Regions from separate parts of the Homo sapiens genome. Here regions 2 and 3 are each linked to region 1. Evidence: read pairs that join two places in POLR2A ChIA-PET (ENCODE). Cell type or tissue: K562. All regions are shown on one strand. Each heading gives the region's core, and the rest is flanking DNA. Links, peaks and the distances in the headings are about the cores only.

The links. ChIA-PET counts read pairs that join two places held together with the same protein. Peaks named below come from ENCODE experiments on the same cell type or tissue, not always from the same donor. Only the 100,000 strongest peaks of a DNase experiment are listed, where the experiment ranks them.
Region 2: POLR2A ChIA-PET joins it to region 1 with 5 read pairs; 10 of 35 experiments call an interaction of 5 or more read pairs at or near these places.
Region 3: POLR2A ChIA-PET joins it to region 1 with 8 read pairs; 5 of 35 experiments call an interaction of 5 or more read pairs at or near these places.

The regions. Positions count from the first base shown.
Region 1 is chr17:58,655,564-58,665,902 of GRCh38, reverse strand. All of the region lies in intron 1 of TEX14 (testis expressed 14, intercellular bridge forming factor), which reads left to right. IGBP1C (IGBP1 family member C) reads left to right here. Exons shown (of 2, transcript NM_001395966.1): 2 at 4,074-5,479. The coding sequence starts at 4,304. The coding sequence ends at 5,326. It overlaps LOC124904122 (U1 spliceosomal RNA), which reads left to right and starts at 6,598; the gene lies at 6,598-6,754. RefSeq lists enhancers at 4,194-4,695, 6,558-7,328, 7,460-8,012. In K562, for the core only: a CTCF peak has its summit at 6,731; DNase peaks (open chromatin) are centred at 6,352 and 6,672; H3K4me3 peaks cover 424 bases.
Region 2 is chr17:58,527,551-58,537,889 of GRCh38, reverse strand. The region is part of intron 3 of SEPTIN4 (septin 4); the gene reads left to right. The region is part of intron 2 of SEPTIN4-AS1 (SEPTIN4 antisense RNA 1); the gene reads right to left. Among named protein-coding and RNA genes, the nearest start is that of SEPTIN4, 12 kb to the left of the region's middle. RefSeq lists a silencer at 5,629-6,078 and enhancers at 6,176-6,676, 8,450-8,950. In K562, for the core only: a CTCF peak has its summit at 3,355 (motif pointing left); DNase peaks (open chromatin) are centred at 2,869 and 5,819; H3K4me3 peaks cover 801 bases; H3K27me3 peaks cover 199 bases.
Region 3 is chr17:58,487,962-58,498,300 of GRCh38, reverse strand. It overlaps MTMR4 (myotubularin related protein 4), which reads left to right. Exons shown (of 18, transcript NM_001378067.1): 15 at 1,971-3,369; 16 at 5,349-5,459; 17 at 5,702-5,790; 18 at 6,461-8,764. The coding sequence ends at 6,638. It overlaps HSF5 (heat shock transcription factor 5), which reads left to right and starts at 9,893. Exons shown (of 6, transcript NM_001080439.3): 1 at 9,893-10,339. The coding sequence starts at 10,027. RefSeq lists a silencer at 10,182-10,231. In K562, for the core only: no CTCF peak of the experiment used is centred there; a DNase peak (open chromatin) is centred at 5,490.

The sequences.
Region 1 (10,339 bases), core at 1,503-9,502:
GCTAGTTTTTTGTATTTTTAGTAGAGACGAGTTTTCACTACGTTGGTCAGGCCGGTCTTGAACTCCTGACCTCATGTGATCCACCCTCCTCGGCCTCCCAAAGTGCTGGGATTATAGGCGTGAGCCACCGCGCCCAGCCTTATTTTTTTTTTTCATTGTTTCTTTTGGTTCTTAAGAATGCTTTGGGGTTGCAGGGTTGTTACCGTTGCTTACTGTTTAAAGCTGTACCTTGCTATCATTTAATGCTTAGGAACTTTAGTGAGGTAAACGCAATGAGTTGTGGGTTTTTTTGTTTTTTGTTTTTTATGAGACAGAGTCTCACCCTGTTGCCTAGGCTGGAGTGCAGTGGCGCGATCTCGGCTCACTGCAACCTCCGCCTCCCAGGTTCAAGCAATTCTCATGCCTCAGCCTCAGAGTAGCTGGACTACAGCCACGCATGACCACAATAAGCTAACTGTATTTTTAGTAGAGGCAGGGTTTAGGCAAGTTGGTCAGGCTGATCTTCAACTGCTGGCCTCAAGCCATCCTGCCTCAGCCTCCCAAAGTGCTGGGATTTCAGGCATGAGTCATTGCACCCAGGCAAAACATGATAATAAAGTTAATTTCATGTGGGCCGGGCCTGATGACTCATGCTTGTAATCCCAGTACTTTGGGAGGCTGAGGCAGGAGGATGGCTTGAGACCAGGAGCTCAAGACCAGACTGGGCAGCATAGCGAGACCCTATCTCTATAAATATAAAATAATAAAAATAATAATATAGCTACTAAAAATGTTCAACTGAATATGTCGAATGTTGCCCACATCATATTCCACTGGACAAGCAGTGCTCTAACTTAATCTGTTTCCTTATTTTAAAGTTTCCAGAGAGCCTTGCTGTATTACTTCCACAAACTTACATGCCTGCTCTTCCTGGAATGCACTTCCCTGCCCTGCCCTTCTTCATCTACCTGGAAAACTTATACTTCAGCCCTTCCAAACTGCCTGGGATCCACTCAGTGCCACTGAACCCAGGGTGGCCTTATCTGTTACGTACCACAGGCACACTGCCTAGGGGCACTTCTTTTAAAAATCAGAAGAAAAAAATGAATTTTTAGGTGGAAGAAAATGTCATATATAATAATATATTCATCTTTTAATCAATGCAGTCATAAGATAGCATTTTTAACATATATTTTAATGGAAATGTATATATTTTATCAGAGGAGGCAGGCACACAAAGGCAAAAGTATGGGCCCTTCAAAATCGTAATGTGGCCCTGCTGAACTTTTTATAGGTCTGGCAAGTCTGTTTTCCCTACAGACTATGATCTTATTTATTGCAGGCAGACTCAGTCTCTGCATTATTCCTCTTAGTATCCCCAGTGGCTAGGCCAGCGGACTGGACCTTGAACATTTAAGTGGCTGTCAGTAAATGAGAAGTATGTGCTACATGTAAGTAATGACTTGAGAACAGGTGTTTTTCATCATTAGCAGCAAAGAAATTCAAGAATATGAATGGCAAAAATACTGGAGTAGACAATGTGGTCATCAGAAATGGAGTTCTCCCAGCATAGGAAAAAGGGTCTGTTAGTACCTGTGATATCAGAGCCATGAGGGGGCACAAATAATCATAGAGGCCTCAGAGCTGTGGTCAGCCTGGCATTCATGGATACCATTGAAAGCCAAAGTATTACTTTCCTCATGTGAAATCAAACCTTCTGGAATAAAATTAGGAAGGTAGTTCAATAATGAGATTATATAGTATAACCGAGGTGGGCTGGGTCACACTTTGTGGATGAAGGTAATCCAGCAATTGTCCTAAATCAGCAATTGTACTAAATAGTGTGGAGTTGGGTTTTTGCTGTTGTTTTTTTGTTGTTGCTGGGGGAGCGGTTAAGACAGGGTCTCACTCTCACTAGGCTGGAGTGCAGTGGCACAACACAGCCTCCACCTTCCCAAACTCAGGTGATATCAGCACCTCGGCCTCCCAAAGTGATGGGATTGCAGGCATGAGCCACTGCCCCTGGCCTAAATAGAGTTAGTATGGTTTTTATTGCAGAGCTTTGTGGCTGAGAAATGCAGCTTCAGGGCCAGTGTGTTTCAGGAGTGAATGGATTTGGCTCCCCACAACTCAGGGTGTTGAGTAAGACATTTAGTGGCCTGGCACATTGGCTCATGCCTGTAATCCCAGCACTTCGGGAGGTCAAGGCAGGCAGATCACCTGAGGTCAGGAGTTCAAGACCAGCCTGGCCAACATGGTGAAACCCCATCTCTACCAAAAACACAAAAAATTAGCCAGGCGTGGTGGTGCATCCCTGTAGTCCCAGTTACTCAGGAAGCTGAGGCAGGAGAATTGCTTGAACCCAAGAGATGGAGGTTGCCGTGAGCCAAGATCATGTCACTACACTCTAGCCTGAGTGACAGAGTGAGACTCTGTCTTAAAAAAAAAAAAAATTTAGATTCAGTTACATTGGCATTAATGACTTTTTTTTTTTTTTTTTTGAGACGGAGTTTTGCTCTTGTTGCCCAGGCTGGAGTGCAGTGGTGTGATCTCGGCTTACTGCAACCTCCGCCTCCCACGTTCAAGCAATTCTCCTGCCTCAGCCTCCCAAGTAGCTGGGATTACAGGCATGCACCGCCACAACCGGCTAATTTTGTATTTTTAGTAGAGACAGGGTTTCTCCATGTTAGTCAGGATGGTCTTGAACTCCCGACCTCAGGTGATCCATCTGCCTTGGCTTCCAAAAGTGCTGGGATTACAGGTGTGAGCCACCATGCCTGGCCAACATTAATGACTTTTCTTTTTTTTTTTTTTTGAGACGGAGTCTCACTCTGTCACCCAGGCTGGAGTGCAGTGGTGCCATCTCGGCTCACTGCAACCTCTGCCTCCCGGGTTCACACCGTTCTCCTGCCTCAGCCTCTCCGAGTGGCTGGGACTACAGGTGCCCACCACCACGCCCGGCTAATTTTTTTGTGCTTTTAGTAGAGACGGGGTTTCACCATGGTCTCGATCTCCTGACCTTGTGATCCACCCGTCTCAGCCTTCCAAAGTGCTGGGATTACAAGCGTGAGCCACCGCGCCCGGTCACATTAATGACATTTTAACAGTCACAACTGCTTTGTGAACTTATGTAACAAAACTCAGCTTTTAAAAATTATTGAGTATATATGTCACTCTCATATTTCTGAGCATCAACCCTTCCTTCCTTGACTCCCATGAGGCAAAGTGATGGTTGGAAATTCAGAGATGAGGTGAGACTCACAAACTGAGGGGCATGTCTTAGGACAGCACACCTGAGTTGGCAGGAACAGCCATGATCTGAGATTAATAGTTGTGCCTGTTGCTGCCCTTCCCCACACGTAAGGGAACTCTCCAAATAACATTCTGTACTGAGGGGCTGTGTTTCTCCATCTCAACTTATTTGGGGTCTTTGATTTAGTCATAATTTGGTCATGTAGTTGGTTTGATTCTGTGTGTGTGTGTGTGTGTGTGTGTGTGTGTGTGTGTGAGATATGTGTGCTATATATCTGTACACACATAATATGTATTATGTACAAGCAATTCTCCTGCCTCAGCCTCCTGAGTAGCTGGGATTACAGGCACCCGCCACCACGCCCAGCTAATTTTTTGTATTTCTAGTAGAGATGGGGTTTCACCGTGTTAGCCAGGATGGTCTCGGTCTCCTGACCTCCTAGTCCGCCCACCTCGGCCTCCCAAAGTGGGGGATTACAGGAGTGAGCCACCGCGCCTGGCCACTCAGTAATTTTTGAAAACTGAGTTTTAGGCCAGGCGTGGTGGCTCACGCCTGTAATCCCAGTACTTTTTACATCATACATACACAGATATAGACATACAGGAACACTCGGTTTGTTACCAAATCCGGGCCTGATGCTACTTCCCTGTGTGGCAGGAACTGCAGATACTTGAATCTTGGCAAAGTCACTTTGGGGGTCCCAAAGTACAGGGGGCAGCAGTCGAGGGGCAGAATAGCCTGGGTTGGGGGTAGCTGCATTTTTACATGCATTCTCTTATTCAGTCCTCACAGAAATCTTGTGAGCCAGGAAGGCAGTATTATTCCCACTTTACAATTTTAGGAAACGGAAACAGAGAGACAAAGTTTGACGAAGACCCGGAGTGGAGCAGCGATTCAGACCCGGCACAACCGACTCCGTTGCCTTCCCCTATGCCGCCCCCAACGCCACCGCCTCCCTGACTGCCCTGCCGTGCAGCGCCCGATTCAGACTGGTTGTTAGAAATCTACGCCAGAATCTTTACGTGTGTCCAGAAAGGAAAGGAATCAACATTTCGCATCAGCCTTCCCAAGATGGCAGCTGCTGAAGACGAGTTCCTGCCGCCGCCGCGGCTCCCCGAGCTGTTCGATTCCAGCAAACAGCTTCTGGACGAAGTCGAAGGAGCGACTGAACCCACCGGTTCCCGAATAGTCCAGGAAAAGGTGTTCAAGGGCCTCGACCTCCTTGACAAGGTTGCCAAAATGTTATCGCAGCTTGACTTGTTCAGCCGAAATGAAGATTTGGAGGAGATTACTTCCACCGACCTGAAGTACCTGATGGTGCCAGCGTTTCAAGGAGCCCTCACCATGAAACAAGTCAACCCCCGTAAGCGTCTAGATCATTTGCAGCAGGCTCGCGAACACTTTATAAAATACTTAACTCAGTGCCATTACTATCGTGTGGCCGAGTTTGAGCTGCCCCAAACCAAGACCAACTCAGCTGAAAATCACGGTGCTATTACCTCCACGGCTTATCCTAGCCTCGTTGCTATGGCATCTCAAAGACAGGCTAAAATAGAGCGATACAAGCAGAAGAAGGTGTTGGAGCATAAGTTGTCTACAATGAAATCTGCTGTGGAAAGTGGTCAAGCAGATAATGAGCGTGTTCGTGAATATTATCTTCTTCACCTTCAGAGGTGGATTGATATCAGCTTAGAAGAGATTGAGAGCATTGATCAGGAAATAAAGATCCTGGGAGAGAAAGACTCTTCAAGAGAGGCATCCACTTCTAACTCATGTCACCAGAAGAGGCCTCCAATGAAACCCTTCATTCTCACTCGGAACATGGCGCAAGCCAAAGTATTTGGCGCTGGCTATCCAAGTCTGGCTTCCATGACAGTGAGTGACTGGTATGATCAACATCAGAAACATGGAGTGTTACCAGATCAGGGAATAGCCAAGGCAACACCAGAAGAATTCAGAAAAGCCACTCAGCAACAGGAAGATCAAGAAAAGGAGGAAGAGGATGATGAACAAACACTCCAAAGAGCTCGAGAGTGGGATGACTGGAAGGACACCCACCCTAGGGGCTACGGCAACCGACAGAACATGGGCTAATCTTCCCACAACACCGCAGGACTGCAGGGTGCACACCTTCCCCGCCAAGGAAAACCATGCAGCCTTCCCCTCCCTGAGCTCCCCTACAGCTGTGTAAAACGAAGGCAAAGATGCTTAATGTTGCTTTGAGTTCAATAAAGTGTTAAATTATTATTATTATTTTATTTATTTTTTTGAGATGGAGTTTTTTACTTGTCGCCCAGGTTAGAGTGCAATGGCGCGATCTCGGCTCACTGCAACCTCCACCTCCTGGATTCAAGAGATTCTCCTGCCTCAGCCTCCCGAGTAGCTGGGATTACAGGCGCCCGCCACCACGCCCAGCTAATATTTTGTATTTTGAGATGAGGTTTCACCATGTTGGTCAGGCTGGTCTTGAGCTCCTGACCTCAGGTGATCTACCCGCCTCGGCCTCCCAAAGTGCTGGGATTACAGACGTGAGCCACCGCGCCTGGCCTAAAGTGTTAAATTATTAAGCGTGTATTTGTACCCTAGATGATGTGAGCCATCAATCTAGTTTTGGCATCATCATCCTCATCCTGGTGTGTTCCAATTTCTTAAGTGGAATGAAAAGAGCACTGAGGGCCAGGCGCGGTGGCTTATGTCTGTAATCCCAGCACTTTGGGAGGCCGAGGTGGGCGGATCACCTGAGGTCAGGAGTTCAAGACCAGCCTGACCACCATGGTGAAACCCCATCTTTACTAAAACTACAAAAATTAGCCAGGTGTGGTGGCAGGCGCTTGTAATCCCAGCTACTCGGGAGGCTGAGGCAGAAGAATTGCTTGAACCTGGGAGGCGGAGGTTGCAGTAAGCCGAGATCACGCCATTGAAAAGCACTGAGAAATAGGTTTGGATAATTAATGGCTGTATGAATTCTCTGAAAAAATAACAAAAGTTACTTCTATTATATGAGCCTGTGCAGAAAAAAGAAAAAAAATTTCTTATCACACAATGCGATTTCTTTTGAATCCTTGGGAGCGGCAGCTAGAGCGAACCGATCCGTAAGGGAGTTCAGTCAGATCGTACAGAAGCAGGTGGTGACGTTACTATAAGAGGCGGGCATATGTAGATAGGGGCGCAGTGATTGCCGGTTCTAGTGCGTTCTTCGCGGGAGAAATTTTCTAGCGAATACCAAAGAAGGTGTAGTCTGAGATGTGTCATACGAAGAAGCGGTAGTTTCGAAGCGATGCCTAAAAACAACTCATAATACAATTTGCCATGAGTATGTTGTGTGTTGAGGACGATGGTAAGGTATTAGCAATATTAAGTAAATAATGTCTTTGTGGCGGGGGAGAGACGCTGTTGGTCCTGATAAAGTGTTTTTCTTGGGGGAGGGTTTTTACTATGTGTTTGCTCCCGCGATTTCCCCGAATGAGAAAACTCGGCTGCATAACTTGTGGTAGTGGGGGACTGCTTTTGCGCTTTTCTGTCCTGTGATTGAACTAGTTTAAAAGACGGCTTGTGTGTTGTTGCGTGTGTTTATTTTCAGAGTTGTTGTAGTGGCGCGCGTTTGGTTTTGGAGTTGTGGTTATGACCTTACGTCTTCTTAGGTTACGGTCTGTTTTAATTAGATGCTCGCTAAGTATTTTATACCGTTTCTAGGAAGGGTGGAAAAATAAGCCAGACTGATGTGGTACGCACCTGTGCTAGCTACTCGGGAGACTGAGGTGGGAAAATCATTTGATCCCAGATGGAGACTTAATGAGCCAATATTGTGCCACTGCACTCCTGTCTGAGCGATAGAGACCCTATCTCAATGAAGAAAAGTAAAAAAAAAAAATTCCTGGGTCTTCAGGTGGGAAGTTAAGTACCTCATCCCTTGTAGTTCAGTTTTTCTGTGCAGATAAATTTACCAGTTTGCTATGTTAGCCTTTTGTTCTGGTGGGATGAATTGCTGAGGGTGGCTAAAGCCTGTAAACCCAGCACTTTGGGAGGCCGAGGTGGGTGGATCACTTGAAGTCAGGAGTTTGAGACCAGCCTGGCCAACATGATGAAACCCTGTCTCTACTAAAATACAAAAAAATTAGCCAGGCATGGTGGCGCACATCTGTAATCCCAGCTACTTTGGAGGCTGAAGCAGGAGAATCGCTTGAACCCAGGAGGCAGAGGTTGCAGTGAGCCGAGATCACACCACTGTACTCTAGCCCGGGTGACACAGTGAGACTGTCTCAAAAAAAAAAAAAAAAAAAAAAGCCGGTGCACAGGTGGTACACACTGGTACAGGTGGTGCATGCCTGTAATCCCAGCTACTTGGGAGGCTGAGGCATGAGAATAGTGTAACCACCCAAGGGGTTCACCTTGCCTGCTGCCTAGACAGAGCCAATTCATCAAGACAGGGGAATTGCAATAGAGAAAGAGTAATTCACGCAGAGCCAGCTGTGCAGGAGACCGGAGTTTTATTGTTACTCAAATCAGTCTCGTGGAGCATTCGAGGAACTGAGTTGTTAAGGATAACTTGGTGAGTAAAGGGAAGCCAGTGAGCCAGGAGTGCTAATTGGTCAGGGAAGAAATCACAGGGAGTCAAAGCTGTCTTCTTGTGCTGAGTCAGTTCCTGGGTGGGGACCACAAGATCAGATGAGCCAGTTTATTGATCTGGGTGGTGCCAGCTGATCTATCAAGTGCAAGGTCTGCAAAATATGTCAAGCACTGATCTTAGGAGCAGTTTAGGAAGGGTCAGAATCTTGTAGCATCCAGCTGCATGACTCCTAAACCATAATTTCTAATCTTGTGGCTAATGTTAGTCCTACAAAGGCAATCTAGTCCCCAGACAAGAAGGAAGTCTGCTTTGGGAAAAGGCTGTTACCATCTTTGTTTAAATTATAAACTAAGTTTCTCCCAAAGTTAGTTCAGCCTACACCCGGGAATGAACAAGGACAGCTTGGAAGTTAGAAGCAAGATGGAGTAAGTTAAGTTAGATCTCTTTCACTGTCTCAGTCATAATTTTGCAAAGGCTGTTTCAATTGTTTGAACCCCGGAGGCAGAGGCTGCAGTGAGCCGAGATTCCACAACTGCACTCTAACTTGGGTGACAGAGCAAGACTCTGTCTCAAAAAAAAAAAAAAAAAAAAAAAAAAAAAAGCATTTCCCGTATTGCCCAGACAAAATTATAATATACACATGACAAAGACACAAACACCAGTTATTCCCCTCAATATCTGAGTTTTAACCTGGTAAAACAGACAAGAGGTTCCCTCTGAGTGAGGCCTGTTGAGCTTCTGCTAGTGATTCCTTCAGGATTCCACCCCCTGACACACAGACAAGACAAGAACAGGCACAAGCCCTCACAAATCAGAATTCTAAAACCAGATTTGGGCCCAGCGTGGTGGCTCATGCCTGTAATTCTAGCACTTTGGGAGGCTGAGGTAGGAGGATCACTTGAGCCCAGGAGTTCGAGATCAGCCTGGGCAACATAGTGAGACCTCATCTCTATTTTTTAAAAATAATAATAAATAAATAAAAATAAAACCAGATTTGGCCAGCATGGTGGCTCACACCTATAATCCCAAAACTTTGGGAGCCTGAGGCAGGAGGATTGTTTGAGGCCAGGAGTTGAAGACCAGCCTGGGCAATGTAGCAAGATCCCACCTCTAAAAACATTAAAATAAATAAATAAAACCCAATTTTCTTTTTCTTTTTTTTTTTTTTTTTTTTTTTTGTGAGATGGGAGTTTTGCTCAGTCACCCACGCTGGAGTGCAATGGCATGATCTCGGCTCACTGCAACCTCCACCTCCCAGGTTCAAGTGATTCTTGTGCCTCAGCCTCTTGAGTAGCTGGGACTACAGGTGCTTGCCACCACGCCTGGCCAATTTTTTTCTTTTTTTTTTTTTTGAGACAGAGTCCCTGTGTTGCCTAGGCTGGAGCGCAGTGGTGCGATCTTGGCTCACTGCAACCTCTGCCTCCCAGGTTCAAGCGATTCTCCTGCCTCAGCCTCCTGAGTAGCTGGGATTACAGGTGCCCACCACCACACATGGCTAATTTTTGTAGTTTTAGTAGAGATGGGGTTTCACCATGTTGGTCAGGCTGGTCTCGAACTCCCGACCTCATGATCCACCTGCCTCACCCTCCCAAATTGTTGGGATTACAGGCATGAGCCACTGTGCCCAGCCTTTTGGTTTTTGTTTTGTTTTGTTTTTTTGAGACAGAGTCTTGCTCTGTTGCCCAGGCTGGAGTGCAGTGGCATGATCTCGGCTCACTGCAACCTCCACCTCCCAGGTTCAAGCAGTTGTCCTGTCTCAGCCTCCTGAGTAGCTGGGACTACAGGCGCCCGCCACCACATCCGGCTAATTTTTGTATTTTTAGTACAGATGGGGGTTTCACCGTATCAGTCAAGCTGGTCTTGAACTCCTGACCTCATGTGATCCACCCGCCTTGGCCTCCCAAAGCGTTGGGATTACAGGCGTAAGCCACTGTGCCCGGCTGCCCAGCTAATTTTCGTACTTTTTGTAGAGACAGCATTTCGCCGTGTTGCCCAGGCTGGTCTCAAACTCGTGACCTCAGATGATCCACCCACTTCGGCCTCTCAAAGTGCTAGGATTACAGGTGTGAGCCATCGCGCCCAACCAAAACCAGGTTTCTGAACTGAGACCCAAAGGGCCCAGGAGTACTTCCCCAAAACAGTGCCCTTTAACAGGACCCTCAAAGAGTTTACAGGGCCTCTGAGGAGGCCAACAGATCAGGAGAAGGGAAAGGGAATATGGATTATGCTTGGGAATAATCATCAGAGACATCTTCCGGAATCAGAAACCATTTCTCTGCTGCAAGCCAGCTTATGCGCCTAAGGTTGGCAATGCCCCTGCCTACAAGGGAGGTGCCAGACATGGCCCCTGGCTTAAAGGAGGGCTCGTCTCGGGGTGCCGAAATGTCAGGGTTCTGACATTCTGTTCCAGGACAGAATGAGGTCCAGCTTTTTGTTCTCACAGTCCAATAATGAGATCCAGACTGGGAAAGAAGGGAGTTTATTGGCCAGGTGCGGTGGCTCACTTCTGTAATCCCAGCACTTTGGGAGGCCAAGGCAGG
Region 2 (10,339 bases), core at 1,298-9,297, 130 kb after region 1:
GAGCAGAACTGCTGAAAACGGGGCAGGGCATCTCAGGAGGCTTTTTTTTTTTTTTTTTTTGAGACAGAGTCTCGCTCTGTCACCCAGGCTGGAGTGCAATGGCGCGATCTCGGCTCACTGCAACCTCTGCCTTCTGGGTTCAAGTGATTCTCCTGCCTCAGCCTCCTGAGTAGCTGGGATTACAGGCACCCGCCACCACGCCCAGCTAGTTTTTGTATTTTTAGTGGAGACGAGGTTTCACCAAGTTGGTCAGGCTGGTCTCGAACTCCTGACCTTGTGATCCACCCACCTCAGCCTCCCAAAGTGCTGGGATTACAGGCATGAGTCACCACGCCCGGCCTTGGGAGGATTTTTATAGCAGTTTGACCATTGTTGCACAGCTTCTTAGGAAGCAAGCATCTTACCCTGTCAGATGGCACCCTGTTCATTTCCAGCTACCATGGGCAGCCAATTCCAGAGCAGGATGGAAGGCTGGTGGCCTCTGGCTAAGACTTGCTAACCTGGGGACAGGGTAAGTTGACCAACTCATCAGGGTTTGCCTGGGACTTTGCTGGTTTTAGCACTGAAAGTCACATGTCTCAAGAACCCCCTCAATCCTGGGCAGACCAGGACAGGTGGTCACCTAATACAAGCTGTGGTGCAGTCTGCCTGGAAGCACAGAGGGAACAATGTCCTGGCTTCACAGTGAGACCTGGGCAGGTTACTCCCTCTGCCTATAAAATGGGGGCAGGAATATACAATGCTTTTCTCTCAGACTTGATAGCAGAGCTGAGGCCAGACTCCCTTAGTTCTTTGTTTTGCCCAGAATAGTCCCACATAGGGAAGAATCTGCCACATCCATTGTGGACTTTTTGGTGTATTTTCAGAAGGTGTGTGGTGACTGAAACCCATCTCCAACATCACATCTTTCTGCAGAGTAGTTTGGTGCTGTTTGAAATGGTGGATTTTCCAAGTAACAGAAACAGTGGGCCTGGGTAGATTAGGGAGCTTGGCTTCAGAGGCCAGGGTGCATACTTGGGTGAGGAAGTAAATCTGTAACCCAGGAGCCACCCTGACAGGTGCTCAGCCAGAGGAAGGCTGTCCTGAGAGGCAGAAATGGCCATGTCCCCTCACCCTCCTCTGCTCAGCTGCCTTTGGCTCAGCTGCTGTTAGGGGAGCAGCAGGAGACAGCTGCACCTTGGGGGCTGAATGAAGCCTGGAGGAGGGGGACAGAATGTGAGGCAGTTCCTGAGGGAAGCTCAGGCTGACACTGTGGGTGTCGCTTCCTTGGCACACCCACTGCCGGCAAAGTCATCTAGTTCCAGAGGTCTCCACAGTGGCTGTTTCTGGGAATTTGGGTCGGTAGGTCTGAGACCAAGCACCAGCTTTCTAGAGATGGTGTCTAGCTGGAGAAGCTGACTCCACAGGTGGTGGCGGCTTGGTCATTCCAATGTCAATTTAATCTAAGGCATTACTCTGGTATTCTCTGTCCTCCCATCTCTCTACACCTATTACACATGCACACTCCAAATCCTTTGGAGGGAAGGCATTTGAAATAGTCACAGTTGACAGTTACTGGTTTGATGTTGATAATTTTCTTATTAATGGAGATAATAGCTACCATTCATTTAGTGATCATGTTAAGTGCATTAGTGGGTTTTCATAGTAACCTATGAGTGGATTTATTCTCCCTATTTCACAGATGAAGAAATTGAGGCTCAGAGTTTGTTCATCAAAGCTGGAAGCATTTTAAGGAGCAGTCTGTCCCAGGGAGTCAACTATATGGTATAGAAACCCTTCTTCTATAGCCACGTCTCCCTGGAAAATACTTCTCAATATTTCAGCAGCACCTTTAGATATCAAGAATTGTGAAGGGAAAGGTTTTAGTGAGAGTAACATCTGTGTCTTTGTATGTGAACCACGGGGCTGGGAGGTGGGTGTGAGCTTGTGAGCAGCCAGGATGAAGGGCAAGTGAAGGGTCAATGAAGCGCAGAGCCTCAAGGCTTGTCTGGGCTCTAAAATCAGAATGGAAAACTAATCAATGAGTCCTTTTAGTCAATCCATATTGATCAGCCATCTCCTGGGGGCAGAGGCCTGGACACCCAGAAAAACATCACATCACATGTTTGCTGATTTGAAGTGAGCAGAGGTTAAAAGAAAAGACATAGTCCCTGCCCTTGAGGAGCTTGTGGTGAATTTGGTAGAGAAAAGTATACAGATGGGTCACTTGAAAGGGTGTGGACATCAAAGGACAAAGCAAAGTCCAATGAAATGAGTCAGCAAAGCTTCCAGCATGGAGGCATATGGAGGGTAAAAGCCAGGGAAAGACAGATTTTGGCTCAGTATAGTGAAGACTTTGGTAACTTGGCAGCCCAAAGGTTGAAGGGCAGTTGTTAGAATCAGTGAATTTTTGGCCATCGGAGGTATGTATTCGAGCAGAGGCTGGGAAGGCAGGGGAGCCTTCAGACATCTGGTGAGTAGTCACATTAGGAGGTTTGTAAGTCCTTTCCAACCCTGAGCTCCTATGGCCCTGCCCTGTTCACGGAGGGTGTTGGAAGGACTGTCTGCCCTATCAGAGTGGCTGGCTTCTAGCACCCTGCCAGCTCTGGAACTGCCCCTCTTTGCAGCCATTCAGCAGGTGCCAGGAAACACAGTGTTCCCCAGCCTTGCCACCCACACCTTATGCCTGCCCCCAGGATCATGGGACACATGGCAGCAGCTGGGGGAAGATTTGGGCTTAATGTATTTTGGTTTATTGCCTTTGTCCACCACAGACCTTGTTGGACAGACTTGCTGAGGTTTCCTTGAAAGACACAACCCAGTGATAGCCTTTGGTCCAAGGACTCTCTGACTGTATCGTCAGTGACTCATCTATCTCACTGGGGAAGGGATGTACAATTAGTTCTTGCGCCACTTTAGGGAAACTTAGCTACTGAAAGGCAGAAGTGGCCATTGCTAGTCATGCAGATCTGAAATCCTGATTTCCTGTGGTAATTGCTCTTTATTATCGGCTTTGAACCTGGGCCCTGGGATGGCCCACATGCAGCCTCCTTGCTTAGGTCCTGTGCCATACAACCTGCACCTATGGGTGGGCAGGAAAGACCTAGTGGAGGGGGCCAGGACATATCATGTTGGCCTGACCTAAGCAACGGAGCCCAAGACAGCAGGCTAGAGCTATGGTGGCTGAGCTGAGTTTCCCAGCTAGACACTCCCCTAGACACTTGGCTCAGATACCATGCCCTAGCAGTGCCTGGGGAGTTGTACTGTAGTCAAGGCCATCAATGCCTGGTGGGATGTTGAATTTTGAGGGAGAACTAGCGCTCCAAGAGTTAAGCCATGCTGAAGCAGAGTTGGCCAGGCCACCTGCTGGCTGGAGATGAGGAAGAGCACTCGGTAAATCCCCAGTGACTGACGCAAGGGCTGCTGTATCTTGGCCCTGCAGGTATTAGACCCTGCCTCCATCACACAGAATGTAAGAGCTAGACTTGGGAGAAGTCCAGTCTTCTCTTTCAGTGGGGGAAACAGAGGCCCAGAGAGGGCAAGGGACTTTCAGGCAGTGAGATAATAGCCAAGTTGGCATGGGACTTGTGCCCAGGCCAAGTTCTCTCAGAGCTCTCCGAATGCTGCAGTAGGTTAGCATGCAGGGCTTGTGCAGGTGGGATGGCTCAAAGTCAGTCTTCAGCTTTTATTTCACCCAGCATGCCTCATGTTAGGCCTGTGGTACAGTGATTAGAAAGAGATTAGACCCCAATATTCTTGGCTTAGAGCTAAGTTCCGTGGTCCCAGGACTTGCTTGGGGCCTCACTTTCCTCAAGGCAAGCTGGTACCAACCTGCTGCCTGGGCAGCAGGTGCCAGAGAAGAGCTGGGATTCCAGCCACAGCTGAGGATGAGCTGGTTGGGCTGCCTTTTGAAATGTGTCTGTGTCCACACTTGGAATTCAGCTGAGGCCACGGGGAGGGGCATGTTATAATAGAGGAAAACAAGGGTTTCTGCTGGGGCCTGTCTTCCCTGATGTAGGCTTTCTCCTTACCCTAGGCCACAGGACTCTGGAAGCACGCAAGAGGTATTCTTAGAGTGCATACATGAGTATTGGAGGCCCAGGGCTTTGAACAGTGGGGCTTTGTATAGTCCAAGCTTGACATTTGGGGCTGATGGTAGCAGCAGCTGCTGCTTCTGCAGACTTCCAACTGCCATTGGTTTCTCTCTTTATGTCTTTGTTTTCCTGAGTACAGCTTCCGATCCCCTGATCTACCCCAGGTCTTTTCCGGGAGCCTCTCTGTACCTTTAGAGGTTCCCTTTCAGGGAACCCAAGCTGCTGCCCCCATCCTACACGTCCTCCCCCTTCACTCAGATCCTGGGCCCTCTCCTGAATCACTGCATGTCCAACCTTTCTCCAGCACCTCCTGCTGCTGCCTTGTTCTCTTATCTTCCTCCAAGGCCTATAGTAGCATACAGCATATCCTCCTTCCCCCACTGCATCCACTTTTAGAAGGCCAGAGCTGTAAGGAAGCTTAGAAATCATCTAGTTTAATCCCCTCATTTTCAGGTATGGAAATTGAGACCCTGACAGGTGAAGTAAGTTGCTCAAGGCCACCCAGCTAGGAAGGTTTCTCCTCAACCGGCTGGCTCATGAACACCCTGCCATCTTCCAGTCCACCAGTGCCAAACAGCCAATAACATCTCCAGTAGCAGCCCCATTGTTTTTCTCAGCCTGATCTTACCTGCTGCCCCAGGCCCTCTTCCCTCCCCTGGCTGAGTTCTGACTGGTCCCAACCAGTGCTACTGGTTCACAGGTCAGACTGAAATACAGCAGGCAGGCCTCTGGCACTTCTACCAACAGAGAGGGCCGTGCCTGTGGGTCTCAGTTTTGTCCAGAGTGTATTCAGGCAGAAGCCAGTCAGCCTGCCATTGAGAGAGGGGTCTTGCGGGTCAGGAAGGGACATGCTTCTGGAAACTTCCACAGGAGCCTGACCAGCTCAGACCCTACTTAGCTCAGGGAATCCCTCACCAACACCCCACTCACCAAGCATCTGCCTTCCCCTAGCTGCTGCTCTGACCTTTCTGAGCCTCTAATGCCTCTAAAGCTTCTGGGGCATCTGTCCCCTCGGCATCTCACCTGCTTGTCAGAGGAAGAGTGGCCCAGCTGGGCCTGGGTCACGCCTGGGTTGGCCTCTCCTGAGGCCCTCCCCACTGTCCTCAGCCACAGGCAAGGCTACACCGCCCTGTTAAAGCCACTCAGCCTCTCCCTTCTATCCTTCCAGCAGATGATCCCTGGATAATTTGTGCAGCAAATCCTCTTTAATCTGTAATCTGGGGTACTGCATGAAGGGAACCTGCCTCTAACCTGCCCCTTCACAGCTCGGGTGGAGGTGGAGAATATCTGACATTCCCCTTTAGGAGGTGTAGTGATCAGTAACTTGGGCATCAGCCGGATTCACTTTGTGAAAACCTTGTTGAATCCCTGCGGTAACTAATGGTTTCTCTCCAACTCATGCAGCAACTCCCCCTCCCTTCCAAAGGCGTCTCCTTCTGGGGATGTCAGGTGGGCCGTTCCTTTTTCTTTGGGAACTGGCTCAAGCCCCCGCGGTGCTTCTGGAGCTGAGTAAAAAAGAGCCAGGTGTCCAGTGCAGCCCGGGGACGAGGAGCTGAGGCTCCCCGCTCTGTCCTGGGTGACTCTGCATACTCTGCGCATCCGGGGGTCGCGGGCTGCGAGGCCGGCCCCCAGCTGGGCACCCCGACCCACTTCGCGCCGGCACCGCTAGCAGCTGAGGTACAGGCCCCGCCCCGGGGCCGACTCGCTCCGCCCCCGCCGCCGGGCCCCTCCCGCAGCGGTCCGCACTCGGGGAGGCGGGAGGGTGACGGCGGTGCTGCGAGGTCGGCGCGCAGCTCCGCCGCGGGTCGCTCGGGCGCTGTCCAGGCGGAGCCGGCCCCGCCCGGGCTGCAGCCATGGTAAGGCAGGCAGGCAGGCGGGCGGGCGCGGGGCAGGGCTGGGGTGCGCAGGGCCGGTCGCTCCCGGGCGGCTGCAAGGGGACCCGCGGCACCGCAGCCGCGGCTGTGCAGGGTGGGAGGCGCCGTCGCCGGCCCCGGGCACAGGCTGGCACTGCTGCCGGGCGGCGGTGCGTCGCTGCTCCCAAGTTTTTCCCTCTGAGCAGCCACGGAGTGGGCGCCAACCCCTGGGTGATGCCTGCGCTCTAGGACGAAGGGGTGGGTCCGTGCTGAGGGAGGTGCCCGCTGGTGGAGACGCGCTTGTTGGGCTGGGGAAGGCGCATCAGTAATAAGCGGAGGTGAGGGTCCCCATCCTCGCCTGGGTCAGCTTTTACCTGAGTAACCCCTCCTCACCCACCTACCCTGGGCACAGGGGCCAGTACCAACTTCATTTGGAAAACGCAGAGGAGGCCCACAAACACTGCCTGCCTCACCAGGAGGGATGGTAAGACGCTTGGCCCCTCCTTCCCTCAGCCTGACAAGGGGCAGTCCCTGGCCCTTTCCCAAAGGGACCCCAGAGAGGGGGAGGCCCAGCCCACCATCCTGCCCGGTGGGATTAGCTATATCCTTCTGCCCCTGGGACAGGAACCATGGGAAAGCTTCCTCCTGCTGCATCTACCCGCTCCCTCCCCACCAGCCAGGTCCCTCTGCAGTGTGTGGGGGTGGGGGCACCCATCCCTGCCACCTGCCTGTAGTGGGAAGAGAAACAGTAACCCCAGCCAGCCTCCCTGGAGGTGCCCAGGTAGGAAGTTTTTGATGCTTGGCTCTGAAGATGTAATCTCTTCTCCTGACATTGTTGCCAGAGCCTGCCACAAATAACGTAAGGGTGTCAGGACCTCTAGGCCACACACCGTCCTCTCCTCTCAGTCTGGAAGCCCCACAGCCTTTGCCCTCTGCATTGGGGGACACAAACTGTTTACAGCAGGGGGGGATCACTGACCAGCCTGTGGGGCGGGATGTTGGCTGTGGGCAGCCTCCAGAAGGGAGCTCCCTGGGCCCCCTGGGATCAGAAGCTTTCAGGTTTGGTAGGGCCAACCTTTTGGGCTCTTGTCTCTCAAGCTGTGTCCAGGCAGAGGCCCAAGCCTTGGCCAGGAAGTCTTGGTGACCCTGTGACCTTCCCCCAACGGGGGTTCCTGAGAGAGGCCTGTCCTTATTCCTTTCCCCCACTTCTCCCCACATGGTGGATGGATGGACTGATTGTTCTAGGGATGGAAGCCTAGGGAAGCACTGATTGTCCCCAGTGCCAAGCCCAGCAGGGGCTAGAGGGGCTTTTTCTGCCACACACTAACTTCAGTTCAGCTGAGGTCTTGGTGCTTTCGGCTTGTCCGAGGCCACACTGTTCTTCTCTAATTAAAGACACACCCCCCTCCACCCCAACCACCATCACCAAAGTCCCCATCCTCAGGCCCCTGCCCTCAAGCCAGCCAAGTTCTTAGGCTGACTGGTTCAGATCAGACTCCTCTATGAGGGTCTCTTTGTCAAAGGAGGTCAGTGTCCTAGCTGCTTTGGGAATCAGTGGGGGAGACCCCCCCAACCCAGCTATGCCAGGGGGTTTAAATTTACATGTGAAAAGAATGACAGGCCAACATTAATGACCATCCTGTGACTTGGGATGCACCTTCTCTTCTCAGGTTCAAAGCAGCTTAAGGTATCTATCATCTGGGAGTGCTTTCTCTCCCCAGCCTCGCTGGGAGGCAAGGAAGGGCCATTCACAACTGAACATTAAGGTCCTCAAATTAAGACACTATCCAGACTCACAAAAGATGTTTCCACCCAACCAGAAACAGTGGACCCCTGACCCCTAGTTGAGTGCACACTTCCAACCAGGCCCCTTAATTTATCTCCCACCTAAATGGCAGCTCTGAAGCTTCTGGGCTGCCAGCCTCCCATTGCCTTGAACCCGTGCTCCTCAGAGACCAAGTGCTAACAGCTCCCCTGTTGACACTATGGAAGCCATGGAGTGATCTAATTGATACAGGTTGCTATAAGTCAGAGGTCAGGTGTCCTAGGGTAAGGGGAGTCCCTGGAGCAAAGTCTTCTCTGTGGCTGATGCTCCCTGCAGGGAAATTTAGGAGCAGATTTCTGAAACAGTGACGTTCCTCACAGGAAAAAAAAAAAAAAACAAATGAACACTTGGGAAGAAGTGTGGGACCATTCCCACAAAAACCTATATGGGGGAGTATAGGACATCTCACCTACTCCAGCACTGCTTAAAGTTAAGGTGAAAGAGAGACTGGGGGATTGAAATCCTTTGGGAATGGGTATCCTAGGTGGCTGTCCTCATGTGCTGATGGGCCAGGTCACTTGGGGATAGCTCATAGTCCTCATACAGGCCACAGTGTCCTTGGGGGTTAACAGGAGAGGTCAAATGGATCAAAAGCCTGGCTGCAAACAGACATTGGGAGGTTGGTGCTGTGCCCACCAGGGTAGGCAGCAGGCAGGCGTCATGGGACAGCCAATCAGAGGAGGAGGGGACTGCAGAGGAACCAAGTGATCCTGCTGCAGCTGAGCTGTCCTTGGAGGGTGGGAGCCAAGGGAAGGGGAGGAGAAGAGGGGTGGGGAAGGACATTCCACAGGCTTTTTTGGCCCCTGCCAGAGACAGAAGGGGGTCAAAGAGAAAGGGAAAGGAGCAAGCCAGGAAGCCAGACAACAACAGCATCAAAACAAGGCTGTTTCTGTGTGTGAGGAACTTTGCCTGGGAGATAAAATTAGACCTAGAGCTTTCTGACAGGGAGTCTGAAGCGTGGGACATGGACCGTTCACTGGGATGGCAAGGGAATTCTGTCCCTGAGGACAGGACTGAAGCTGGGGTAAGGTGCTGCTCTGGGAGATGGGTGGACGTGACCTGTCTTCCCCCTGCCTTGGCTGGGATTGGGGCTCAAAGTCAGAAAATGATTTGGTCACTGGCAGAGCTGGGAGTGGGGATGGACAGGCAGGAGGTGAGGACCCTGGTGTCCTGACTCCTTGTCTAGAGCCCCTGTGGCCCCCTCCATGCGGATGAGCAGCCAGGGCTGGCAGAGATGAGGATGGTGCTGGGTTCCCGGAGGCTCTGCTGGAAGATCATGGGGGCTAGGGATCTTCATTAGGGCCTTCCTTTCTCCCTTCCCTGCCCCTCCACTCAGTGCTCCTGGGAAACCAGGTGAAGCACAGCTTTCTCTCTCCCACCCTTGTCCTGACCCCCAGACCAACGGCTGGGTCATTGTGGATTTGTGCAGAGAGGCAGGATTTCCTGGAATTCCCCAGACTTATTAGCTGCCAGACAACACGTCGTGCTGCCCCCAGTCCCACCCCTTCTCTGTTGCCATGTAATTAATTGTCTAAGCTGGGACACTTTTGAGAGTGAAAGGGCACAATTAATCATGATGCCAGGACAGCAGGCATAGACTGGGATGTATGGTCACCACTGGACCTCACAAATGTCATAGGTGAGAAAAGCCTTGGGTTAGGCTTGCCTCAGGATAGCCTCTTCTGGTCACCCAGCCTCCATCTGCTGGTTCTAGTTTTGGGCTAAGGGGCCTCTTTTCCTCCCCTCTGTCCAGGCGAGCACTGGAGACTATGGCTATAAGCAGGTGTGAAGACTTCAGAGGCAACAGCCTGGCAGTAGCTCCTAGCAGACTTTTCCCTCTAACCTCCCTATCTCAACCTCTTCCCTCTGGCATACACCTGGCAGTATGCATATCTGCCTCCCTCAATTCTTCCCTTTGCAGGAAGACTGTGGCTATCTTATCTTCCTCACTCTAGCTGGGACTCCACAGTGGTCTGGGGTAGTCCCCACTGGCTTGGCTAACCCTCAGAGAGTGAGTCAGCCTCTGCAGCCGGCCCTTGTCCATTGTCTGGGGGTGGCACGTGGGTATTGTGAGGCAGAGCTGAGCCCAGCACTGCCAGGCACCCCACGAAGGAGGCTGACCCCCAAAGGAGAGGAGAATCTTTAGGGTCTAGAGCTGACAATGAGAGTTGGGGGAAACAGTTCCTCTTCTGAGCTGAGGATGGGGTAGAACAGGCTTCTACAGAGGAGTCAGTCCATTCTCTGCCTTCCACTCCCTGTGGGTCATGGTTCAGGCCAGGCCCTCTCGTGCACTGCCGGCTCTGGGCAGAGGGGGTAAGGAGACAACTCAGGGTGCTTCCCCTTATATGTCCCTCACAGTTGGGGGCTGTCAGAAGCTCTGGAGGCCCAGCCTTTCCCAGGCTCTTCCATCCTCCCTCACCTGGTCTCTCCCAGCTGCCTCCCACCCACAGTCAGCATCCACTGGCGGGTTTACTCTTCTCTCCCAGGGCCCAGGGTCAGATTTGGGTGTGGCTCAGTGTCTGGAGTAAGGGGTAGGATCAACTATACTGAGCGCTGGGCAGTGAACCCTGGGAATTGAGCACCAGCAG
Region 3 (10,339 bases), core at 784-8,783, 170 kb after region 1:
GTTATTTGAATTTGGATGAAGAGCACATGGAAGTTAATTATATTCTTCTTTTTGTTGTTGTTTGAGACAGAGTCTTGCTCTGTCACCCAGGCTGGAATATAGTGGTGCGATCTCGGCTCACTGCAACCTCTGCCTCTTGCCTCCCAGGTTCAAGCGATTCTCATGCCTCAGCCTCCCAAGTAGGAGCTGGGTTTACAGGCATGCACCACCATGCCCAGCTAGTTTTTGTATTTTTAGTAGAGATGGGATTTCACCATGTTGGCCAGGCTGGTCTTGGACTTGTGGCCTCGAGAGATCTGCCTGCCTTGACCTCCCAAAGTGTTGAGATTATAGGCATGAGCCACTGTGCCCAGCATATTCTTTACTTCTTTTGTATGCTTGAAAGTTTCCATAATAAAAAATAAAATGAAAGAAGTCAGCTGTGGCACTTAAAAGAATACAGATCCCTAGGCCCCACTCTTGGCCATTCTTATTCAGTAGGTCTTGGGTGGACCCTGGTTGTCTGGATGTCTAAGAAGATCCACTAAGATGCCTGATGTGTATCACACATTCAATTGGCACCTAGCAGTGGAAACCTCATGTTGTATTTTGAGCTCATTCATTCATTTCTCAAGTCATTTGCCCCTGGTACTGTGCTAGGCGCTGGGGATTCAAATAAGACAGAGTCCTGCCTTCAGGACACTTCAGTAGAGGGAGTTAAACAAGTAAACAATAAAGTGCAATAATGTGTTATAGGAAGCACTGAGCAATGTGCTTTGATGTGGATTCTTTTGTTTAATCTTCATAATAGCTTTAAGAGCTAGGTACTTTACCTTTATTCCATAGATGAGGGATCTGAGGCGTAGAGAAGTTAAAGTCACACAGCAAAGATGTTGTTAAATTGGGATTTGAACCCTGCCTATGGGACTCCAGGAACTATAATGATAACCACTGTTATTGCCTTCCTGGAATTTCGTACCATTAAAAAAATCAAAATTCGTCACAAAAGGTATATCAAGTATGTATAAAACATTTGTTTTAAGTTTCAAAAACCGATTACTTAAAATAAGCTGCGTTGTAACTGCCTTTGGGGAATTTTTCCGCATAGGCTGAACTGACTGAGCCATCTAAAAATAGGAGGCCAGTGAAGCCTCTACTGTTTCCCTGGTGAATTTCACTCAAGTTTTCATTGCTCTAAGGACTTTGAACTGCATTAATAATCAGGATGGTCACTCTTGAAAATGTCCCTTAACCTATCTGGTATATATGAATGCCTCTAGAACTCTGAGTGCTATATACTAGGGGAAGTTTCATGGGGCCTTGGGAAGCAGAGGAGCACACTGCTGCTAAGTGGTTATCAAGAGCAGTGTTGAGGGAGTTGTGTTGTCTTAATAAAGTTTGTGGTTATTATGTTTGTGGTTGGTTGCCTGTATTTTGAATTCTCATAGCATCTCTACAAGGTATGATTTATTATCATCATTGTATAAAGGGAGAAACCAAGTATCTGAGAGGTTAATTTACTTATTTGTAGTCATGTAGCTAATTAGCGTCAGAGCCAATATTGTCTAGCTCCAAAACCCATCTTCTTTCTGTTTTACTGTGATGGAGGCAGTGGGATATTGGGTTTGAGTCTCAGGTATAGTCCTAGCTGGAACAGTAGATTCAGAAGGCATTGGCATAGAAGGCAGCTGAAACCACTGTAGTGGTTGAGATTGCCCAGGGAGACTGGTAGGTTGAGTGCTGACAAAAGCTGAGGATAGATTTTTGGGTTCCGGAGGACACGGTCCATGTCTCATGCTTTTTTTACAGAGTAAACTTTCAGTGAACATTGGTTATTTGTGATCTTAAGGGTCCTTATTTCTAAACTTAAGTGTTCTTAAGTGTCATTATTTCTAAACTCTGGCTTTGATATTGCTCCATTGATTCAGTTCCATATATTGTATTGCAAGTGCCCATCTCCTGACCTGGAGGTGTTATATTTGTCTTTCCAGATTACCTAAAACCAGATCCATGGATGATCTTCTTTCTGCCTGTGACACAAGCAGCCCCCTGACTCGTACATCCAGTGACCCTAACCTGAATAACCACTGTCAGGAGGTCAGGGTAGGCCTGGAGCCCTGGCACAGCAATCCTGAGGGATCAGAGACAAGCTTTGTGGACTCTGGGGTAGGAGGGCCTCAGCAAACTGTAGGAGAAGTGGGTCTTCCTCCTCCTCTGCCCAGCAGCCAGAAAGACTACTTGAGCAATAAACCTTTCAAGAGTCACAAAAGCTGTTCTCCAAGTTACAAACTGCTTAATACCGCAGTGCCTCGGGAAATGAAGAGCAACACCTCTGATCCTGAGATCAAAGTCCTAGAAGAGACTAAGGGACCAGCTCCAGACCCTTCTGCCCAGGATGAGCTGGGTAGGACTTTAGATGGCATAGGGGAGCCACCTGAACATTGTCCTGAAACAGAAGCTGTCAGTGCACTCTCCAAGGTCATTTCTAACAAGTGTGATGGAGTTTGTAATTTTCCTGAGTCTTCCCAGAACTCTCCTACAGGTACGCCCCAACAGGCCCAGCCAGACTCCATGCTAGGTGTGCCCTCCAAGTGTGTTCTTGATCACAGCCTCAGCACCGTTTGCAACCCACCGAGTGCTGCCTGCCAAACTCCTCTAGACCCAAGCACTGACTTCCTCAACCAAGATCCCTCAGGGTCTGTGGCAAGTATCTCCCACCAGGAACAACTGAGTTCTGTGCCGGATCTGACCCATGGGGAGGAAGACATTGGTAAAAGAGGAAATAATAGGAATGGGCAGTTATTGGAAAATCCTCGCTTTGGGAAAATGCCATTGGAATTGGTCCGGAAGCCAATTTCTCAGAGCCAGATCAGTGAGTTCTCTTTTCTAGGGTCCAACTGGGACAGCTTCCAAGGGATGGTGACTTCATTCCCAAGTGGGGAGGCCACCCCTCGGCGGCTGCTTTCCTATGGCTGTTGTAGCAAGAGGCCAAACAGTAAGCAGATGCGGGCCACAGGGCCCTGCTTTGGGGGCCAGTGGGCTCAGAGAGAAGGTGTGAAGTCACCTGTCTGTTCTAGTCATTCCAATGGACATTGTACTGGCCCAGGAGGAAAGAACCAGATGTGGTTGTCCAGTCATCCAAAGCAAGTCTCTAGCACAAAGCCCGTTCCACTGAACTGCCCTTCTCCAGTGCCTCCTCTGTATTTGGATGATGATGGACTCCCCTTTCCCACGGATGTGATCCAGCATAGGTTACGGCAAATCGAAGCAGGGTACAAACAAGAGGTGGAGCAGCTACGTCGACAGGTGCGTGAGCTTCAGATGAGGCTGGACATCCGTCACTGCTGTGCCCCTCCAGCAGAGCCCCCCATGGACTATGAGGATGATTTTGTAAGTAGTCACCAACTGCCATACACCCATTATTTACTCTGTTCATCCAGCCTTCCCTCCATTCAGCATTTATTCGTTGGGTACTTGCTGTGTGCCACTGAGTTAGGTGCCTGGGCTATAGGATGAAAAACAAGTAAGCAATTAGAATGATGTTTTTAAGTGCTATGATTGAGGAGGCATCAGGTGTTAGAGGGCTGGAGTGGAGTGAAACGTCAAGGAAGACTTTCTTGAGAAGGTAATGCTTGAGCTGAGTGCTGAAGAATGTGTGATACTTAGCCAGGTAGACAGTGAAAACAAAACACCATTTGCAGAAGCGTAGTGGCAATAGATACTCCAATGATATGGCTTAAAAAGATGGGACATGCGAGTATATATGTGTACATGCATGCATACACGCTTACACTGGGGCTATGAGAGACAGTCAAATAGGGTGGTGGGAGGTGACATTGGAGAATTAGGTGGAGATTACAAGGGTCAGGTTGAGTGCCCTTCTTGTTTGGATTTTACCCTTAAGGCAATAAAATTTTAGGCCAGTGCACAATATGATCAGAGTTGTAGTTTAAGAAAATGACTCTTGCAACAATGTACAATTTTTTTTTTTTTTTTTTTTTGAGACGGAGTCTCGCTCTGTCACCCAGGCTGGAGTGCAGTCGTGCAATCTCAGCTCACTGCAACCTCCGCCCTCCCGGGTTCACGCCATTCTCCTGCCTCAGCCTCCTGAGTAGCTGGGACTACAGGCGCCCGCCACCATGCCCAGCTAATTTTTTTTTTTTGTATTTTTAGTAGAGATGGGGTCTCACTGTGTTAGCCAGGATGGTCTCGATCCCCTGACCTCATGATCCGCCCACCTCGGCCTCCCAAAGTGCTGGGATTACAGGCGTGAGCCACTGCGCCCGGCCCAACAGTGTACAATTTTAATGAGGCAGTTGAGACCCAGATTGGGAGGCTGGTAAGGTCATTTTGGAATAATCCAGGTGAGAGATGAAGACTATAGGCTGTGCAGTGTTGGGCAGCCTCAGGTTCTGGCACCATAGTCCTTGGGGAGCTTCTAGGAGCCAGCTTCCTCTCCATGGTATCTTGCCATTTACACAGACACTTTCCTTCCTTCTGTTAAGGTGCTCCCCACTTGCCTGCTTCTCACTTCTCTGGTGCTTTAAACAGGAGTCAGCAAACTTTTTTTTTTTTTGTAAAAGGCCAAATAATAACTATTTTAGGTTTTGTGGGCCATACCGTCTATGTTGCAACTACTCAGCTCTGCTATTGTGCAAAAGCAGCCGTAGCCAGGCACTGTGGCTCACGCCTGTAGTCTTAGGACTTTGTGAGGCCGAGGTAGGTGGATTGCTTTAGCCAAGAAGTTTGAGACCAGCCTAGGCAACATGGTGAAACCCCATCTCTACAAAAATTACAAAAAATTAGCTGGACATGGTGGTGGACGCCTGTGGTCCCAACTACTCAGGAGGCTGAGGTGGGAGGATCTCTTGAGTCCAGGATGTTGAGGCTACAGCGAGCCGTGATCATGCTGCTGCATTCCAGCCTGGGCAAAAGAGCGAGACCTTGTCTCAAAAACAAAACAAAAAGCAGCCATAGACAGTAAGTAAATGAATGAATGCAGCTGTGTTCCAGCAAAACCTGATTTACAAAAACAGGCAGTGGGCTAGTTTGGCCTGTGGGCCATAGCTTGCCAACCCCTGGTTTAGAACATAACAAGAGTCTTTCTATGCTGTGGTGTAGCATATCGGTAAGAGTGTAAATCTGAAGCTACAATACTAGGTTCAAATCCCAGCTTTACTACGTATCAGCTCTTTCTCTGTGGCTTCATTTTCTTATTTGTAAAATGGGGATATTAGTAGTATACATTGTAAGACTGTCATAAGAAATAAGTTCATGTGTGTAATGCACTTAGCACAGTGCCTGACACATGGTAAACAGTAAGCGTTAATGATGATGAAGATAATTTGTTGTCTTTGCCTTTTCATCAGACATGTTTGAAGGAGTCAGATGGCAGTGATACTGAGGATTTTGGCTCTGATCACAGTGAAGACTGCCTTTCAGAAGCAAGCTGGGAACCTGTTGATAAGAAAGAGACTGAGGTATGTTTAGGCACATATGTGGTGGGTACTTACGTGAGCCAGTGAGTCATCATATTTTCCAGAGATGAATGACATGCTGTAGACTGAGCTGTCCCCCAGAGGAGTGTCAGCCTGGTAGGCAAATGGTAGCCAGTTATGAAGATAAGCCTTGTCTCTTTCTGCTGGGGTGCTTTCCTCATTGCAATGTTGCTCTTCCAGTCTGTCAACAAGGACCAGGAATTTTTCTTTGTGCCTTCTATTAGGTGACTCGCTGGGTTCCAGACCATATGGCATCACACTGCTATAACTGTGACTGTGAATTCTGGTTGGCCAAACGAAGACACCATTGCAGGTAAGATGTTTTGTATGATTTAGTATGACAAAAAACAGGGCAGGCCAGGCGCAGTGGCTCACACCTGTAATGCCAACACCTTGGGAGGCCGAGGCAGGCGGATCATGAGGTGAGGAGATTGAGACCATCCTGGCCAACATGGTAAAACCTGTCTCCACTAAAAATACAAAAATTAGCTGGGCGTGGTGGCGCATGCCTGTAATCCCAGCTACTCTGGAGGCTGAGGCAGGAGAATAGCTCGAACCAGGGAGCTGGAGGTTGCAGTGAGCCGAGATTACGCCACTGCACTCCATCCTGGCAACAGAGCAAGACTCTGTCTCAAAAAGGACAAAAAACAAAAACAAAAATAGTGTAATACATATGTATAGAACTAAGTGGAATTAGTTTGGAAGTGGACACCTCTTTATAGAAACTATTTTTGTTTGTCCCCAACTTTTCATTTAGTATCACTCATTCTCAGTATATTGGCATTTCTTAATATTAATTAATTAATTATTTTTTTATTAGCGATGGGCTCTTGCTATGTTGCTCAGGCAAGTCTCAAACTCCTGGCCTCAAGCGATTCTACTGCCTCAGCCTACCAAAGTGCAGGGATTACTGGTGTGAGTCACCCTGCCTGGCCAGTATATTGGCATTTCTGATGAACTCTTCCCTCTTTCTGCTTTGACAGAAATTGTGGGAATGTATTTTGTGCTGGATGCTGCCACCTGAAGCTGCCCATTCCTGATCAGCAACTCTATGACCCAGTTCTCGTCTGTAACTCATGTTACGAACACATTCAAGTCTCTCGTGCCAGGGAACTCATGAGCCAACAGCTGAAGAAACCCATTGCTACAGCTTCCAGTTGAATGCCGGGGAGAAACCTGTCCAATTTTAGCAGGTTTGAAGGGAGGATCTTCTTCAGTTGTAGTTTGGAAGGTTCCTTGGTGTGGCTCATGAAATCACAGAGCTCAGAGATACCATCTTGAGAAATCCTCCTTGGTATCATGAAACTGGAGCAGAGGAATTGCAATTTAGCAGGAGGTCCTCTACTGGTGATACCCTCACCTTGGGGTAATGGTCCTAACCCAGACCCAGGGTCTGGAAGCTTAATGTTGAGTTGGTGACTCCAGCCTCTTTCTCCTGGAGGTCACAAGATGATGATTGCGTAGATGTTGCCTGGTGCAAAGTGCCCCAAACAGCAATAGAAAGGCATATGTATAACCAAACTCCAAGTGATAACCAGACCCATCTCTCCTCCACCTTGACAAAAGCAGATTATAGTATACAAGGTAGGAATTCCTGTCCTATTTGAGATGAACTATATCCTGTACCTCTGTGCTCTGTGTCTGCATGAAGGCTCAGCCTTTAGAGGCACTCCTTCTAGTTGCATTAGTACTGTCTTTCTGTGGAGTTTGGTTTGAAGACTGGCTCAGCAAGTGGAGGTTTCAATGTATTTTTCAGTTGGCTCATCAGCCAGCATTGGTGAATATTCAGTTTAGGGGAACAGTTCTAGGGAGTGAGACATTTTTGGGAGCAGAGGAAAACTCTGCTGATGTTCGGTCCTGGCAAACATTGAGTTATTTTGAGCTGTGAAGGCAGTCGTCTCTGTTACACAGTGGCAGCTCTTGAGTTATGCACTGTGAAGAATGAGAAGGGAAAAGCAAAAATTATCCTTGTGAAATATCTGCTGATTGTGCCCTACTCTTTGCACCTGACTTTTCCTAGTTGTCCTGGTGCTAACACAGGAGCTACACCTTGATCCTCTCCTGGCATGAAAATAAAACAAAGGTTTTCGTTGTTGTTGTTCCATTGCCCATTTCCCCCATGTTGTCTTTCCCTTGGCTGATGCCTCCTCTGGGTCACATTGCTTCTTATCCTGAACACTTGACACCTTGAGGGTAGAATTTAGCGTTTGGTTTTTACCTCCTAGCATATGCTGTTTGGTATGTGAGGGTTTCAGTACAAATGCTGCTGTCTATTTCTGTGCACTTAACAATGGAACCCAAACAGAAGAGAATAAAGCCTTGATACCAAAATTGGGAAAGAACATGTGTCCATTTGGACCAAACGTTGTTGGTTTTTAAAAAATTTTATTTTGTTTTTTTGTTTTTGTTTTTGTTTTTTTTCATCTTAATATGTACCAGTGGCACTTAACCAAAAGATACAGTGATATAGCCATGTACTGTGGGTGGGACAGATACAGTCTCCTTGGCCTATAATGAAACCACTAGGACTTTATACAGTTTTCCTTAATTTGTTGACATATAAATGGTAAATTATATTTAGGCTTATCCTGTTTTGAAATGATGGTAGTCATCTTTCTTACTGCTACTTTCATGTTGCTTTCTAGAAAACAGCATTTCATTCCAAAATAACTAGGATCTGCATTTAGAACAAGAATCATTATTTGTCCTGACCTTTTCAGTCCTACAGAGACGCATCTGTGGTTCTTTTGTACTTGCCATAGATGTAACCTAAAAAGTTTTGGCATATTTAGGTCAGCCTAGCGGAACTTTTTTTTTCATTTAAATGGAGCTGAATAATGGAGATTTTGTGTCTGCAAAATTCCTGAGATCATTGAAAAAGTAACAAGCTGTTCCTTGTTTCTGATACATAAAATTATTTTAAGCATTTTATCAATCATTAAAATTTACTGCCAGTTGTGAGTGGCTTTTTAATTAACTTGTCTTTCATTGCACTTCACTCTGCCTGTTTTCAAGGGGAGTAAGATTGGTAACATTTGGGGAGACTGTATCTGTCTACTTAGCGTGGCTGTTTTGAGGGACTGTCCCATCAGTGAACAAACTGCATGGCCTTGGAGAGAGACTCTGGGCTCTTGGCTCAGATGTGTTCATCAAATACTCCTTTCAGAGCTGTTGTGGGTGTAAGTGACATGATGTGGCCAAAAATCCAAACTGTGCAGTTGCGTTGTGACAAACATGCAATGTGCTGTAAAAATTCAATACAGTTTAAATAAAATCTCTATATTAGTGCTGCTTTGTTGGGTCGTTTTATTTTCATTTCTAAAAAAACTTAATATTCACTTATTCTTTGACCATGAGAAGAGTAGAACATTGTACCCCTTTCTCCCAGCAATTTCCAATTTATTTATTTTGAGATGGAGTCTCCCTCTGTTCCCCAGGCTGGAGTGCAGTGGTGCGATCTCGGCTCACTGCAACCTCCGCCTTCTGGGTTCAAGCGATTCTCCTGCCTCAGCCTCCTGAACAGTTGGGACTACAGGTATGCTACCACGCTGGCTAATTTTTGTATTTTTAGTAGAGACAGGGTTTGACCATGTTGGCCAGGCTGGTCTCGAACTCCTGGGTTCAAGCAGTCCACCCAGCTCGGCCTCCCGAAGTGTTAGGATTACAGACATGAGCCACTGCGCCCGGCCAATTTCCGTTTTCAAATGAACCTCTCTTTTTGAATCAGCACAGCTCTTGTTACATTCTTATTTATTGATTGGCTAGGGATCGATTCTTATGGATACCGTAGAATTCTGTCCCATCTTTATTTCTCTTTAATGTCTAAAATGCCACCAGCTAGTTGGGCAGGCACACAAGATAGTACTTAGATTCTTGTGATTCCCTCCTCCTAGGGACCTCAGTTTTCATCTAACCTTGAGTAAATTGTCTTGAACAAATACTGACTTAAAAGAGTGTATCTTAAAAGATACAAAGGGCTACTATCTAAAAGGTGAGTTCGTTTACTCAAGATATTATACCTCCAGTAGCATCATTTTTGTTTGAGAGGTAAGCAGTTCCACTGTTAGCAAAGATTACAGACCAGACCCTTTGGTCCCCAGAACGACCAACTCTGCTGCCTAACGCACACTTTCTCTGCATTCCAAGTCTCCACTAGTTGGCTGGGCCGAAACACACGCCTCTTGGTATTCCACGGTGGATAACTGGGCTTCTCTCTTGTCAGGACTTAGAACACCCCGGCAGACAGCCTTCCCGGCCTGAAGTCTGGGAACGCCTGGGGAAGGGGCTCCTGCCCGGGTCCCGCAGGCGTCCGGCGGGCCGAGCTGGGGCACGCGGCCGCCGAGGGGGAGGTGCCCACGCCGCGTGGCGGGAACTCGAGGCCCCATTGGCCGCGCTGGGAGGCGCCGCGGGGCCTCGTGCGCCAACGGTCCCTGGTACGCGGCGGATGGGCGCCGGCAGGAGCGGGCAGGGCGAGGCGAAGGCCGGGGAGGGATCGAGAACGGTGTGGGAGAGCTAGGCTCGGGGGGCGAGGCCCCGGCCCGGCGGGGCGATGGAGGCGCTGCTCTCCACCCCCATCAACCCCAACAACTTCCCCGCCAAGCTGTGGCGCCTGGTGAACAGCCCGCGCTACCGCTCCATCCGCTGGGACGGCCGCGGCGAGGGGCTGCTTATCGATCAGCCGCTCTTCGAGGCCGAGCTGCTCAGCCCGCCCGGGCCGGGGGGCGGTGGCGGGACTGCGGGGGCCGGGGCCGAGCCCGAGCTCTTCAAAACCACCAGCTTCACCAGCTTCATCCGCCAGCTCAACCTCTACGGCTTCCGCAAGGTGGTGCTGGGCGGGCCGGGGGGCGGCAAACCGGCAGGCA